2 separate regions of the Homo sapiens genome follow, and region 1 is linked to region 2. Evidence: read pairs that join two places in POLR2A ChIA-PET (ENCODE). Cell type or tissue: MCF 10A. All regions are shown on one strand.

Region 1 (8,000 bases), 250 kb before region 2:
TGGCATGTCAACAAAGGATGGAGAAGAGAACATTAGCGCGAAAAAGAATGGGAGCTGGAGAGTCCCCAAGCACAGAAGCTGGGGAAATGAAGGGACAAATTCAGGAAGGAATGTTATTTAAAATGTGTGCACATCTGAGGAGCAAAAAAAACAGAAGAGTGGCACAAAAGGCCAAGCCAGAGGGGGAAGCCTGGGAGCAGAAGTTGAGAGGGGGACTCTTTCAGGCAAGTGTAATAGCAAGGATACAGCAATGACCCAAGCACCAAGTCTGTTTTTCCTTAAAGTGAAATCTATGCTGTTCTGAAAGTATATGACTAAAAACCTGCTATATCCATGAGGCAGGAGGCTGGAAGCTGGGGCAGAGTGGCAGCCTGGGGCCAGAGATGCACAGACACCCATGTGAACAGCTCCTGACAGGGAGGGGTGGGGGTCTGAGCTGCCAAGCTCTGCCTGGGAGATCTGTTTACTTTTTCATGCCCAGATCTTGAGGGGCACTTTTGGCAATGTTTACTGGGGACCCAGACCTCACTCTTGGTCTCCCACAGTGCTAAGACAGGGGCAAAAGGCTCAGGGTGACCGTCTACTGACTAGGAGGCTTGGAAATATCTGAAATCTCTTTAACCCCAGGTTCCCTTAGTGGCTGCATTCTCTGATGAACACTTTTAGTAGTTGAATCCACAGAGGGCAAACTCAACGCTTCTGGGTACTGCTGCTGTAAAAACCAGGAGAATAATGAGAATTTATTGCAATTATTCTTTGACTAAGCATGGTATTTGTTCAGAAGAAACACTTTAATAAGTCATTTAAGGTGGTTGCTAGCACATAGCCTCATGCACAAGGACTGTGTATCGTTACACAGAAGGAAGATGGTGAGATGCTACACCCTGCCAAAGTAGCTCCCCGACCATCTACGCAAATGTTTAGTAAAAGTCTATGAAACCTCACAAAACTGTGGCGCGAGTAAACTTTTTTTCTGGGACCAGAACAGAGGCTGTATCTTGCTCCTAAGATGAAGTGGGGGTGGGGGAGTGAAATTATCAGCTCATGTGAATACAGGAGTCAGGGACAGCTCTGCTGACTCCTGGAGCCCCATGAGCAAAGCACTACCTCAGACATCTGGGCATATGGGGCCTGGGTATCTATCAATCAACCAACCAATCAATCAGAAATCCAACCAATGGGAATTTATGAGGCTCTGGCTTTATGCTGGGCTCATATGAAAGCACATATGGCAGATACAAATTACAGGAAATGAACGGCATTCAAGAAGTTTACAATCAAACCTGGGCACCAAACTCAAACCAAAAAAGGGGTTTAAAATGTGTGTTCATGACTATGAGTACCATAGAGATCAGAGACTCAGGGAGACCAACAAAGTTGCAAGTAGTCATAGTTTAAGGAGGAGATGGCTTGGAAGCAGGGAAGTATGATCAGTCTTTACAGAGAAACAGATGGGAAGCGGAGGATTCCAGGGAAGCATAGAGGCAGGTACGAGGAGTCAGGGACACGTGTGGCGAATGTGAGGGGCTCTCGGTCTTGCTGGCATGAAACTGGGTGATTCTGGGACCTAAGCATCAAGAGAGGTGAGAGGGAGATTCAAGGTCAAAACAGTCTCCATAGCTCAGAGAAGGAGGACTGCCCGCTAAGCAAACATGCTCACACCCCAGATAGAGTGAGTTTTCAGAGCAGAAGAGCTGAGGAAGCTTTTTATGTGATTTATAACGGTCTGTGACCCCAGACAGCGGCACACCCCAGCCCCCAAATGCCACTGCAGAGAGCAGAGATGTGCTTTTTCATAAAAATGTTATTTTACTTTAATGCAAAAGTCAGGAAAATTAATCTGGGCCAAAAGGAGAATTTCTTGTAGAGACCTCTGGTTTCCCCATAAATTCTCCCCAAGTGCTCCCAGGCCACAGCGCCCCTGCTTCCAGTCTGCAGTCTGTTGGTATTCAGCCTCTGCCCTGGACCAGGAAATTACCAATTCCAGTCTCACACAAGGAATTAAGGTTGGAACAATACAGTATTTTACAATCCAGTACAAGCTGCATTTATCCAGAGCTTTTCATGCATGGCATCTTAAAGTTCTTTATGACCCTTTTTCTTAAAAAAAAAAAAAAAAAAAAAGGAAAAAAAGGAATTTAAAAGAGAAAACCTTCTAAAAACCCAAACCCCCACTGAACTAAATGAGCCATTCAGAGTGAATAGGACTTAACAGTGGCCTTCAGAATAGGAACAGAGGTCCCACTCGGATGGAACAAGAACAACAGAATCAAAGGAAAGTACAGCTCAGAGAAGGCTGCACAAGGCCTGAAATGTACCCCTCGGCCCTTGGGGCACTGATGGGCTCTGCGATCTGTGACTGGCACAACCAGCTTTGGATGGGGATCAGAAGATGGGGATGTGGTCCCCATGATTCAGTGAGTGCAGAGGGGACAAGAAGGTCACCTTTTGGCTCTGAAGATAGTCAGCACCAGCCTCAACATTTGTTCTCCCCACTTGGCGAATACCCTCCCCAAAGGCCACTAGACTAGGAAAGGAAGTGGCTATATTATGTGCCTTTGGATTCCAATCCTAATCCTAGCTCCTTCTCAGGTACCCAGAGCCCTCATGCTACATTCTGCTACAGCCCCAGCTATGCTTGCCCTTCTTGGAAATCCCTCATGTTTTGAACAACCACCACACACCTCTTCTTTCCCCCTCTTGTTGCAGTCTCTCATTGCCTGAGGTAGTACCCAGAGTCCTTTGTCTCATGACCAAGAAAGTTAAGGAGTGCAGACACCAAGGTTGGAGCGAAAGTTTAATAAGTGAAAGAAGAAAGCTCTCCACTGCCGAGAGGGGACCTGAAAGAGGGTTGTTGTTTTACAATTGAATGCAAAGGTTTTAATAAAACACTGATGAGAGCTGGGCATCTTATTTATATAAGGTGCGAATTTCGGGTAGCTATACCCCTCTCTCCTAGTGCACGTGCAGGCCCTTAGTTTGAGTTACTCCATATTGCTTTGTTCGCCTTACTGTGCATGTGTCAGGAGATGGAATTTTCCATTGCGGGCATGTCTGGGCAAGTCACCTGTGTAGCCTTTCTTATCTGTATGTCTGTGGGCATGTCTTAGGTAAGCCCCACTGTGCAAGTTCCCTTATCTGTGCCTGCAGGGTGTTTGTTTGAAAGAATTTAACCGAGGACTCACCCTAACTGCCTGCTGACTGGTTTCTTTCTTTCCCCTCTCTCACTCTCACCCTGCTTCCAACCCCCTTGCTCTTCCCCGGGTCCTGTGTTTTGCAGAGAGCCAGCTCTCTGCTTGGCCCAATCTTATAAATTCATTCTTTTAGTGGTGTTTTGGGATGACAATTATTCAAAAAGATGCTTATCTCAAAAACTGTATTTTCATGTTAAACAGATCTCCAATGTTGTCACTAGAGACCTGAACTATCCAGGGAGGTAGAAGATGCTCAAAGTAGATGTTGCTGACTAGAGATTTTCAGAGTTGCCTTGGTGTACTAGAGGCCAGTGAAGGTGTTTATCCATGCACAGAGGAAATGTGAATAAGTTGTCTTGGGCTGCTGCCAAAGTAAAACTATCGGCCTCATGAGTCAATCCATGGGCAACCCAGCTACTTTACATTCACAAGTTCAGGTTTTGGGTTTTGCTGTTGTTGTTGTTTCCATCTTTGTTTTTGTTTGTTTTTTTATTTCCTGCTTCTGTGTAGGAATGAAGCTTCAGAATGAGGTGAGATCATTTCTCTAAAAAATTAAAGAAATTACTTTTTTTTTTTTTGAGACAGAGTCTCACTCTGTCATCCAGGCTGGAGTGCAATGGTGTGATCTCGGCTCACTGCAACCTCTGCCTCCTGGGTTCAAGCGATTCTCCTGCCTCAGTCTCCCAAGTAGCTGGAATTACAGGTACCTGCCACCATGCTTGGCTAATTTTTTGTATTTTTAGTAGAGACAGGGTTTGACCATGTTGGCCAGGCTGGTCTCGAGCTCCCGAGGTCAGGTGATCCACCCGCCTTGGCATCCCAAAGTGCTGGGATTACAGGTGTGAGCCACTGTGCCTGGCCAAGAAATTACTTTTTTAAAAAAAGTTTGAAAAGCTTTTAAAACACAGTTTTAAAAATGATGACACCTGCTTCCCAGTGATTTCATGACCAGTAATAAGATAATGCCTGTAAGACACAGAGCATGGTGTTTGACAGAGTAGGAGCTCAACAGCTGCTGATTCCCACACTCCTGTTTTCTTGCCCCATTTCCCTCTCCACCCCTTAAATCCTTTGCTCCCATCTTGCACTTGTCCCATGTTCTTTAACACTTTGCACAATACATTCCGGAGAGCGTTCTCCAGAGCCCCTGCGAATGGGCAGTGTGAGCAGCAGCATGGGAGGGCAATCAGCCCTGGGGTTGGAGACTCTAACCAGTTGTGCGACCTTGGACGATTCCTTTCACCTCTCTGCTGCTCTGTCTCACCATCTGTAAAATGAGCTCATTGAATGAGGTGGTATCTAAGGTCCTTCATGGGTCTAACGCACCAGGTTTTGTGACAAGTTTTACAACAATATCATTAACTAAGTTTAACCACTCTGAATTATGACACTATTGTTCTTTAAACTTCTCAACCCCTTCAGTCTCAAACACAGTCATTGTTGGCTCTATCCTATGCATACTAAGACACCAAAAATGCGATTTGGAAACAAAGGCCAAGAGAATCACAGGCAACCAGAATGTACTGCAAGATTAGTGTGTGTGATTTGCTGAAACCCATGTCCACGTGGGCCCACAGCTAACAAGTAACAAGATAATGGAGATTATGAGCTAAGCTAGTCTCTAGTACTAACTATTGTCCCTAGGGCAGAAGGAACCAGCAACCCCCAGTCTCCTCCTGACAGCTTCTGTCAGTCTCCTACTGACATAAGAAATGGAGGGAATGGAAACCAAAGTTGGTGGAATCGTGTTGGAGACATGGCAAACACCCTCCATCATTTATGCACCTCCAGTCTGACTTCCAACTGCCAATGCACACCTTTGCCTGAAGGTTTTCACTGTGCCCAGTGCCTACTCTGCCTGGGCACACAGCAGCTGGAATTGATAACCCCCCAGAAGCAGTCTGTTGCCACACTCTGGCTCCTTAACGCTTTGGATGGGGTAGTGCTGGGGTAGGTATTCTTCACTGGCTCCTGGAGTTGCCCTGCAGCTCACGCCCCAGTTGCCCAAAGTGGTGATTTGCTGAATGAGGCATTCTTTGTTGGCTGCTTTCCCTTGCCCGTCCCACTTCCTCATTCTCTTACTGGTGTTTCCTGGGATCACTTCCCAAATAAACTATTTTGACTCAAATCCGTGTTTCAGAGCTTGCTTCTGGTGGGGATCCAAAATGAGAGAAATGGTTCCGCTTCTAAAGATATAGCTTTGTTCTACAGTTGATCCAAGTAGCTCATTTATTCATTCAACAAATATTTGTTTTGCTCCTACAAGAGCAGGCACTGAATCAAGCACTGAAAAGCTACACACACGCGTTCTGTGAAAGATCAGTAGATGGGTCCTTGGCTGAGAATGTCCCATGACAGGCAGAGTTAGCTGAGACGAGGGAAAGGATTATGGGACTACCGTGATGTACTGGCCTGCTGAGTATCTGAAGATGAAAGACCTAGCCCTGAGAGTCTAATTCAACACCCACCATCCTCCCCAGCCCCCGATACACAAACACCTCTTTAAGATGTGAGGCATGAAAAGGCAGTCCTGGCACATTTTGCTCAGGAAAATGTGTAGCAGGAATAAAGAACCACCCTGCATTCTTTGTTTGTCCAGGTGCCTGTTCACATCAGAGGCGCTTGCAGGGTCTGACCTGCTCCAGGGGCTCCTCTGGGCCTTTGAAGCCAGCAGCCTTTCTGGCCATGAATCCTGCCCAGCAGCCTGGGAAATGGATGTTGCTCCAAGAGTGCGCCCCTGCATGTCACAGACAGCACTGTACCCCGGAGGGGCAAAAGGAAGTGTGCAGACCTCACTGTGCCCTTTAGGGTCTCAAGGAGAACCCATGAGTTTTAAAGAGAAACATCACATAAAAGTGACAGGGCTTCAGAGTCAAGAACCTGAGGACTCAAGCAGCTGAATAAATGGTGTCCACATATTCACCAGCCTGTCCCGTCACCTCCCAGGAGGCCCCCAGGGTTGTGGCGGATGAGGTCTGGCCTCAGGGATTCCTCCCATGGCTGTGTCCAAGGCGCCAGAGAGGGCCTTCTTCCCTTTCTCCGTGCCGCAGAGGAAGCTGACTGGGGACATGTCTGCACTGTTTGTGTGGGGTGCTTGTTCCAACCCCGTTCTGGAATTTCTTCTTAGATTTACGCAAGCCAAAATGACATTCTCTACCCTCAATTTCAATAGACATCAGTAACTGGGATCATGAATTGGGCTAAAAGCTGATGAAATTTAGTATTCAGATCAAATAACAAGTGTCCATTGAAGCACATTTTTAAAATTACCAACATAATATTGTTGTAGGAAAACCCGGGTTATTGTCAAACTAGCAGGAAAGATTATGCAGATACTTTGAAGGGTGAGGGGGCCAGAATTTATCGGGTGAAAACGAGAAACAACACAGCAAAGCGAGAGAGGAGTTCCTGTTAACAGGCCCTCATCTCACAGACTAATTCCCAGGTTCCCACGCAGGAACACTAGGGGCCAGGCTCCTCCCCGCCGCAAGGCGCAAACTTCTGTGGTTCCACCCCGTCTTCTCCCAGTGCGCAGGCCTGTCGGAGATTCTCCAGAGAACCTTTTATACTTGGATGTCTCAATAAGTAATTTGAAAAAGAACAAATTGTCTTTCCATCTGCTTCTTTTCTTAAGTGGCTCTAACCTACTTCTTTTAAGTTTGCCCTAAAGCCAGATTGTCTTGTGATTGGCCGCACCAAGAAGGCCTGGAGCAGAGAGAGTGGGATTCACGGCTGAGCCTCTTCTGTCACCAACTCCATTGCACCACAGACCTGGGAGTTGTCATTCTACTGCTGACTGCCACATTAAAGACGAGATGATCCTAGCAGGAATCTGTATTTCTCTTGATGAGAAAATGGAAATATTGTATTATGTTCAGAAATTAAGTGTGAACACTTACTAATAGATTAAGTGACATTTATTCAATGCTTCTTTTTTGTTTCTTTGTTTTTTTTGTTTTTTTGTTTTTTTTTTTTGAGATGGAGTCTCACTCTGTCGCCCAGACTGGAGTGCAGTGGCGTGATCTCGGCTCACTGCAACCTCCGCCTCCTGGGACGGATTCTTCTGTCTCAGCCTCCCAAGTAGCTGGGACTACAGGCGCACGCCACCACACCTGGCTAATTTTTGTATTTTGTATTTTTTTTTAGTGGAGACGGGGTTTCACCATATTGGCCAGGCTGGTCTCAAACTCCTGACGTTGTGATCCGCCCGCCTCAGCCTCCCAAAGTGCTGGGATTACAGGCGTGAGCCACCACGCCCGGTCTATTCAATGCATTTTATTTTAGAAATTAAAGATCAAATATTTAACAAATATTTGATGGGTAATAAAGTTTCATGTTAATGAAAAGATGGTACAAGAGGAGTGGGTGAAAACAGGAAATACAGCTCAGAATTCCAGTTGTATTTCTCCCAGTAGGAGCATGAATGCTGACTGTGTGCCATGATTTTCAGGTAAAACAAAATGAAATAAGACATTCTTCCAACTCAGAAAGCTTACAACTCAGGGAGGTAAAGAGACTAAGGCAAATATCAAAATAGTACAGTATATGGCTGGGTGCGATGGCTCAAACCTGTAATCCTAGCACTTTGGGAGGCCAAGGCAGGCACTGATCACTGGAGGTCAGGAGTTCTAAACCAGCCTGGCCAACGTAGTGAAACCTCATCTCTACAAAAATAAAGAAAAAATAATAAATAAAATAAAATAAAAAATAAATAAATAAAAAATTAGCCGAGAATGGTGGTGCACTCCTGTAATCCCAGCTACTCAGGAGGCTGAGGCAGGAGAATCGCTTGAACCCAGCAGGCAG
Region 2 (8,000 bases):
CCCTTAGCATATGATAGGTTAAACTTCAACTTCCCTATCGTAAATGGGTATCATAATACCTTCTTTATTATGGTGTAATGAGAATTAAATAGATAATAACTAGATATAAGATTCTCAGCACAGTTCCTGGCACTCAGGGAGATTCTTAAGATGTTCAGAACAACACTGGCTCAGTAGGGAGGAAGAGGCACGGGGTGACGCTGGAGGAAGGGAGAGTGGCTCCCGGTGCCATCTGGACCTGCTGTGAGCTGGAAGGAACTCCCCGAGGAGGCCACAGACCTACATTGCCCGGGGGGGACGCTTTGCGGAGGTCGTCACCCCTGGAAACCGGCATCATGAGACACTGCCAGGCTTCTTCACGGAGGGGCCCGGGCCTCTGCGCCCGGGGCGGCCCAGCAACCCCTGCTCGCCTCCGCAGAGGCCTTTTGTCCCGCGGGCTCTCCCAGCGGCCCCGCGCTGCGTGGCCGTTTTGTGAAGGGCACAATCCGATGTTCTGAGGAGACCACCCAGCTTCCTCTCCCAGAGTCTACCAGAGAACAAAACCGCCCCTTCGTGTGCCAGCGACCTCCCCTTCTGCCAGACCCCCTCCCACTGGCCTCCTCCCTGCCCTGCCAAGCGGGGACGGAGAGCCAGCCGGCCCTGGCCCGGTGGGAACCCAGTTGATGGTGCGCTTATTAGCTGTCCTGAGCGCGGGGACAAACTTTCTGTACCTGGGCCGCTGCTGCCACCCTGCGGCCAAGACCTTTCTCTAGGCCCCGATGACCCAGAGCAGCCCGGACCAGACAACGTGCAAAGAGGAGCGCTTACAGCAAACTCCTCCCTGAGGGGCTCAAGGAAGGCTGGAGAGCCAGGAAACAGTTCCGATGGCTGAAGGAAAAAGGAACTCATGCTCTGTGGCCACAGCACTGATTCTCAAAGTGTGGTCCCACAACCAGTATCAGCATTCCCTGGGAACTTAGAAATACAAATTCTCAGACACCACCCTAGACCTACTGAATCATAAACTCAGAGGGTAGACCCCAGCAATCTGTTTTTTGGTTTGGGGGAGTTTTTTAGAGATGGATCTTGCTGTGCTGCCCTGGCTGAAGTGCAGTAGTTATTCGCGGGCACAATCATAGCGCACTGCAGCCTGGAAGTCCTGGGGCTCAAGTGATCGTCCTGCTAAAGCCTCCCAAGTAGCTGGGACTACAGGTGCATGCCACCTTGCCCTGCCCAGCCATCTGTCTTAAGAAGCTGACCAGGGGATTCTGATGCACACCCAAGTTTGAGAACCACTGGTCTAGACTCTAAAAAGAAACAGACCTCAGAGGTGACAGAGCAGGATGCTAATCCTGGCTTTGCCTATGAGCTGTGTGACCTTGGGCAAGTTTCTTAACCTCTCCTTGCCTCCTCTGATTCCTATCATGATGAAAATCATTCCTAATTTCCAGGATTGTTGAGGATTAGATCAGAAAGAAAGGTGAAGTCACTGACATATATTCGTGCTTGATAAAAGGTGCTTGCTTCCGGTGTTATTATAATGGGGTCATAAATGTGCCCGCATTAACACTAGAATGTACAGAGAAAACACAATTCCTCTTTTCATTTATTTAGCAGGTATTTATGGGATGCCTACTGTAATGGGCAATGTTGATAAAGCCCCTCCCTCCAGGGAGGTACATTTTAATATCTGTGTAATATAGGGTGCTATGGACTGAATTGTGTTCTCCCACCCTTCACCAACATTCATATGTCAAAGCCCTAACCCCCAATGTGACTATATTTGGAGATGAGGCTTATAGGAGGTAATTAGGGTTAAATGAGGTCACAAAGATGGGGTCCAAATCCAATAGGATTGGTGGCTTTCCAAGTACAAGGAGAGAGAGAGAGATCTCTTTCCACAAGCACACACCAAGCAAAGGCCATGTGAGGACACAGTGAGAAGGCAGCTGTCTGCAAGCCAAGAAGAGGGCCCTACCAGAAATAAGTCATGCTTAGAGGGTCAGAGGGTCAGACAGAGGCATTCCAGTGAAAGCAACACCGTAAACTGACGTATCTTCCTCTCCCCACACCTCTGCGAGGCAGTTCATCCAGCACGCTGCTTTTGAGCATCGATGTGGCTGGACTACACAAGCAGGATTACTCTATTCTTAAAGATTCCCAGTTGCTGGTTTTAGAACTTAATCCCCCTTCCACATTAGAAATGCCCTCCTTTAGTGAAATTGTAAAGTTCTCTTACCACATATAGTATAAAAACCTTCAAGTACAGAAGGGAAAGGCATATATAGCCTGGGCTGGGCACGGTGGCTCACACCTATAATCCCAGCAACTCGGGAGGCCAAGGCAGGAGGACTGCCTGAGCCAAGGAGTTTGAAGCCGCAGTGAGCTATGATCGTGACATTGTACTCCAACCTGGGCCACAAAGCGAGACCTTGTCTCTAAAAAAGAGAGTGAGAGACAGGAAGGAAGGAATGAAAAAAGGGAGGGAGGGAAGGAGGGAGGGAGGAAGGCTGTTGTGTAGCAGGTGCCTCACAGTGATCCTGTGAATAGACAGAATTCTCCTCATTTCACACATGAAAATGTTGAGGTTCAGAAAATAAGCAGCTTACTCCAGGTAAAAATCGCAATTTGAGTCTCTCTCCAAATCCAAAGCAGGTGTTTTTCCCCTTAGACTGTTTTAACCATGGAAATTATGTCTGGTCAAGCACTGCAAACCAAGAACTTCATCTGAAACATACTGTGGTAATATCTCCTAGGCCAGTGTTTCTCTTTTTTTTTTTTTCTTTGAGACGGAGTACTGCTCTGTCGCCCAGGCTGGAGTGCAGTGGCACTATCTTGGCTCACTGCAACCTCTGCCTCCCGGGTTCACGCCATTCTCCTGCCTCAGCCTCCCGAGTAGCTGGGACTACAGGCGCCCGCCACCGCGCCCGGCTAATTTTTTTGTATTTTTAGTAGAGACGGGGTTTCACCGTGTTAGCCAGGATGGTCTCGATCTCCTGACCTCGTGATCCACCCGCCTCGGCCTCCCAAAGTGCTAGGATTAGAGGCGTGAGCCACTGCACCCGGCCTAGGCCAGTGTTTTTCAAACTGTAGGTTGTCAGTTTAGAGGGTCCCAATTAGTATTTTTTAGTGAAAGAATAGAGCAGAATAGAACAGAAAATATCACATGTATTAAAGTATTGTTTCAGGAAATTTTTATTATAATTGTGCGCATGTGTGTATAGGCTTGTAACTTGAGTAACTTCCATTTCATGATTAATAAGTGTAAAGCCACAGTTCCAAGCTTTTTCTGATCAATAATCCATCACCAATCAATAATTTTTCCACCCCTTGAATTCAAGAGTTTGACTGGCTTGCTGTTTCCAGAACTGATCACCTTCAAGGAGCTTTTATCTTCCAAATACAAACTGTTTCTTAGGAAGTGATGCTGTGGACTTTCATATTAAAGAGCCAAGTGTTCTACCACCACACATTTCCAAATTCAGTTCTGGGTTCTGTAATATATGTTCTTCTGACCTAGCCTTCCAAAATCACCCCACACTGATGAATGTGAAGATGGGCACCAAGACCAAGTTAAGCTTCTCTTAGACAGTACCTGCTGGTGCTGCTTGCCAAATGAATAAGCGTGCCCTGGCACCTAGCTCTGGAAACAACCAAGTAGAGGAATCTCTTGTTAGCACTGACATCTGGTGGTCACTGAGAGGCCAGCACCCCAGCATCTTGAACTTAAAAGTATGCACCTGGGAACCAGGCACCAACCCCGACGACTCCAGCAGAATTGATTCCTCGTCCCCCTCCTCTCCTGGACCACCTACCTTCTCCATGCAGCTGGACTCAGCAAGCTGGAGAGAAAGATCAAGGATTTAGAGTCGGATGCAGCCAGGGTCCACAGCCTAACACGTGATCCCAGGTAAACTATCTAAACTCTGTAAGACTCAGCTGCAAAATTGGGATAAGAAAACAATCTACATTGGGCATTGGGGTATCTTATTTAACTCTCAAAACAACTTCTTTGATGTTAAGTTCCACATACCTATTAAGCATCCAAATGTTGATTCCCTTCTTCCTTCTGTCATTTTATTTAAGGCACGCTCTATTCCTTCAAAGTCTTGAGTCCCACTTCCTTTCTATCATTTTTTGTCTGGCTTACTCCATTGAAATAATAGCTAATATTTATGGAGTGCCTACTATGAGCCAGGTGTTGTTCTGAGATGTACACTGTTAAAATCGAGCTATGTCAGCCCTCTGAAGTCAAGACTATCATCTTCCCTCTGTTTCACTGATGAAGAAAATGAGGTGGGGTGAGTTTAAGCAGGTTGCCCAAGGCCACAAGTCTTGGGACTAAATTTTTAAACCCAACACTGTAGCTCCAGAAGGCACACTCTTAACTTTTGAGCTGAATTTGACTCTTTGCCTTCTGTTGTAATAATAGCTAATGCTTATTGAGTGATTATTAAGTGCTGGGTTCTTATATATATTATCTCATCTAATCTTTACAAAAACCTATGAGATCATTATTATCATTATCTTCATTCTACAGATGAAAAAAACTGAGGTTAAATGATCCGCCCGAGGTCACGAAGTCAACAAATGGTGAAATTGGAATTCCAACTTGGATAGTTGGATTCTGTAGTCTTTGGCCTTAACCATCCTTCTCCTGGAGGGGATGCTGGAGTTATGTAGTTCCAGCCTCCCAATGAGCCTGTGATCTCGAAGGCAGAGCAGTCTCTGCTGGTAGAAGGCACTTCCTTGCCAGATGGTTGATGACAGTGATAGTGATCTGGCTACGCTGGTGAGGCCAGTCCTGCCTTTGTGGCTGCACAGTAGCGCAGCTTCAAGGAGAGGTCAATAGAAAGGCCTCAATGACTCTCAGGTGACTCTCAGCAGATTTCCTGCCCAGTGTCTAAAGGCAAGGGACAATAATACTGACACTAAGAGAGCTCTCAATTCAATGTGCCATCCCTGACATGGGTTCTTGTCATTCCCTTAATTTAAACTCTGCAGTGGCTTCTCATGGCTCCAGGATAAAGTATAAATTCCTGCACGGAGTGTCAGGGTCTCTGATTACTGAACCCCTGCTTCCCTCTCCATCCTGATTTGCAGTCCTCGCCTCTGTTGGAAGGAAATAGCCACAGAACAAACTTGCCCCCCATGGCACTGTGCTCTCATAACTCCAGGCCTTAGTTACACATGCTGGTCCTCATCTGGAAACATCACCTCCCTACCCCAACTGTCCCCTCGCACCCCAAACCACTCGGCCCACCTCCTTGTTGACTCCAACTCCTACTTCAGTGGAGGCAGCAGGTGTTTCAGGAAGCCTTTCCAGACCCCTCTTTGTTCCCCTTGGCCTCCCAGGTTACTGATATCATGGCAGAATGTGGTCTGTCTCCCACCAACTATATGCTTCTTTAGGGCAAAAAGTGGGTTTTTTAAAAAACCATTGTACCCCAGTGCCTGGCACAGAGTAAAAAAATAAATTTAAGTATATATATATATAAATTTAAATTGTATATATATATGTATGTAAAATGGTGAATTTCAAATGACCATTGTTAGCAACTATTTGAGTGCTGCGCACTTCCCCTTCCATTCTTTCCCAGTACAGGTGTTACTGACATTTTTGGTGAGACAATTCATAAGGTGGGAATGCCCTGAGAATTGCAGGCATTTGACATCCCTGAGTCCTGGACACCAGATGCTGGTAGGTCCCCACCCCTCTACCATCCCCATCACCCTTTCCCATTTTCCACCTTTTCATCCTTGTTGCTGTGACAATGAAAAATACACCTTTACATATTTTTTTAACATCCTCGCAGAGGTACCTTCCTCAGAACCACTGTAGCTAAAAGGTGTTTCCGATTCGGACAGAACATACTTTCCTTGAATCGGGCATTCACAATGTTTATGGAAAGTTTACATTTCATCTCTAATGCCAATGCTTCTGCATATTTATTTATACATTCTGTATATTTCTAATGCCATTGCTTCTGTATATTTCACCTCTAATACCATTGCCTGTCATGTGTAAGCTCCAGGAGACCCTCTTGGGTGACAGTGAACTTGAGCTGTGTAGCAATGACATTATCATGATATGAGTCTGCCCCTGATAGGGATAAAGGGTAAGGAGGGGAGAGGAACTCAGAGAGATAAAATGTTAATCACATTGTTAGGGCAGGGATGACAATAGTATTCACCTTTTCTACTTGACCAACTTAATGAAAACAGTAAAATTCTCTTGGGGAATTCTCAGTATCCATTGTTAACATCAATTACACAAGCAGTAGACATCAGGTCTGTGTCAGGAGCAAATGGCTGACCTGAAGAGATGCCTTATGTGCTTTGAAGGTAGTGCTAGGAGGGCTTACAAGTTATGTTGAATATTTGACATTGCTGATACCCAGTTGTTTTGGGAAAGTAAAAATCCTCCCTTTGATTGACTGGTGGTCTCAGTTTCCTTCTCTGCAATGGGGATTTTTTTTTTTTTTAATGCTTCTCTGTCTAACTGAGTAGAGCAAGGAAAAACCTCAGGAATTTCAGAAATGAATGTACCATTCACCTTTCTATTTTGAAGGCTAACTATTGCTTAAGTCAGGCCTTGTATCTTCATTATCAGTGTCAGCACATCAAAGTGTTAAGTATGGGACTGTGTTATGAAAGAGACCATGAAACTCTACTATCATTTCTTTTATACTTATAGGCATTGATCACTTTAATCAAAGATAAAACACCTTGTTTAAAACAATTAGCTTTGACAATACATGTATAAGCAGAACCTTAAATTGTAAATGTGTTCATTTTCTTCTTCCCTACTACACATATTAAATAATAGAGACAAGAAAAGTAGGTGGAAGATGATTCCAAGTAACTTTGGGGCATTATTACAAAGTGAAGCTGGTAAGATTTTTGTCTTTTTGACAAATTCAAGGAAGCCTGCAGAAAAAATCTTGTTTCAGGAGTACATTTTCACTTAGCTGTTCTCTAAGTAGAAATGCATTACTCCTAGAAAGAAAAATGAAAGTTCTTCAACTGCCGAAGACAAAATGACAGATTTGGCTTCCAGCAATACATTCTTGACAGCTACTAGAGTTTCAGGAAAAGAAAACAAGAAAATTAAATTTGACAGAAATGAAGAGGGGGAAAAAAGAAGCAATTTTTTCTAGTTAGCATCTCAATGTCTTTGGAGGGATTTTAGGGCAATTCCATAACAGACCACTTAGGCATCTCCCCCATGTTCCCCTATAGATGTGAATGTTATTTTAATGGAGCTGCCACCCTATAGACAACAGGTGGTGTCTACACGTGAGTCCACAGACTGACTGCATGATGACTTGCTCAAGAGAACTTGAGAACAAACGGGAGCCACGACACGCTTGGAAATGAATTGTACAGCTTTCCATCAGACTTCATTTCTGTAAACTTAAGAATATACTTCTGCAGAATTTTGCAAAAGCCTGTACTCAAGTTTGGGCTTCAGATGGAGGAGCTTGTTTTTTCCATGTTTGGACAGCTATGTGATCCAATATGGCAGGAGCTATTAAAATGTAAATTAATTTACCTATATTATTTAAATAAATTACTTAAATTAATTGGTTGATTATATTTAACATGCAACTAAAAAGTCGGTTCTTCAGTCACACTAGCCATGTTTCAAGGGCTCAAAATCCACATGTGGCTAGTGGCTACCACGTTGGACAGCGTGAATACAGAACATTGCCATCATGGTGGAAGGTTTTATTCACTGAGTTATCTCTGAGCTCAGGACAGAGTCATGGATAGTGAAGGGTGGGAATTGGGAGTGAAGTGGCACAAAAGGAATAAGCTGGGGAGAAGAGGTTGCAGCAGACTTCTGTGAGCAACCAGGAAGCAATTCAAGTCAAGAAATAATTGCTAGCCCAGGCATGGTGGTTCATGCCTGTAATCCCAGCATTTTGGGAGCCGAGGCAGGCCGATCACTGGAGCCCAGGAGTTTGAATAGCCTGGCCAACATGATGAAACCCTGTCTCTACCAAAAAATACAAAAA

Evidence for each region. Peaks named below come from ENCODE experiments on the same cell type or tissue, not always from the same donor. Only the 100,000 strongest peaks of a DNase experiment are listed, where the experiment ranks them.
Region 1: POLR2A ChIA-PET joins it to region 2 with 5 read pairs; 1 of 35 experiments calls an interaction of 5 or more read pairs at or near these places.

Annotation. Positions count from the first base shown.
Region 1 is chr5:36,439,461-36,447,460 of GRCh38, forward strand. No RefSeq gene overlaps it. Among named protein-coding and RNA genes, the nearest start is that of RANBP3L, 140 kb to the left of the region's middle. RefSeq lists an enhancer at 2,596-3,795. In MCF 10A, no CTCF peak of the experiment used is centred here; DNase peaks (open chromatin) are centred at 3,061, 3,541 and 5,231.
Region 2 is chr5:36,692,597-36,700,596 of GRCh38, forward strand. The region is part of intron 1 of SLC1A3-AS1 (SLC1A3 antisense RNA 1); the gene reads right to left. Among named protein-coding and RNA genes, the nearest start is that of SLC1A3-AS1, 29 kb to the right of the region's middle. RefSeq lists a silencer at 3,531-3,825. In MCF 10A, CTCF peaks have their summits at 726 (motif pointing left) and 3,680 (motif pointing left); DNase peaks (open chromatin) are centred at 735 and 3,645.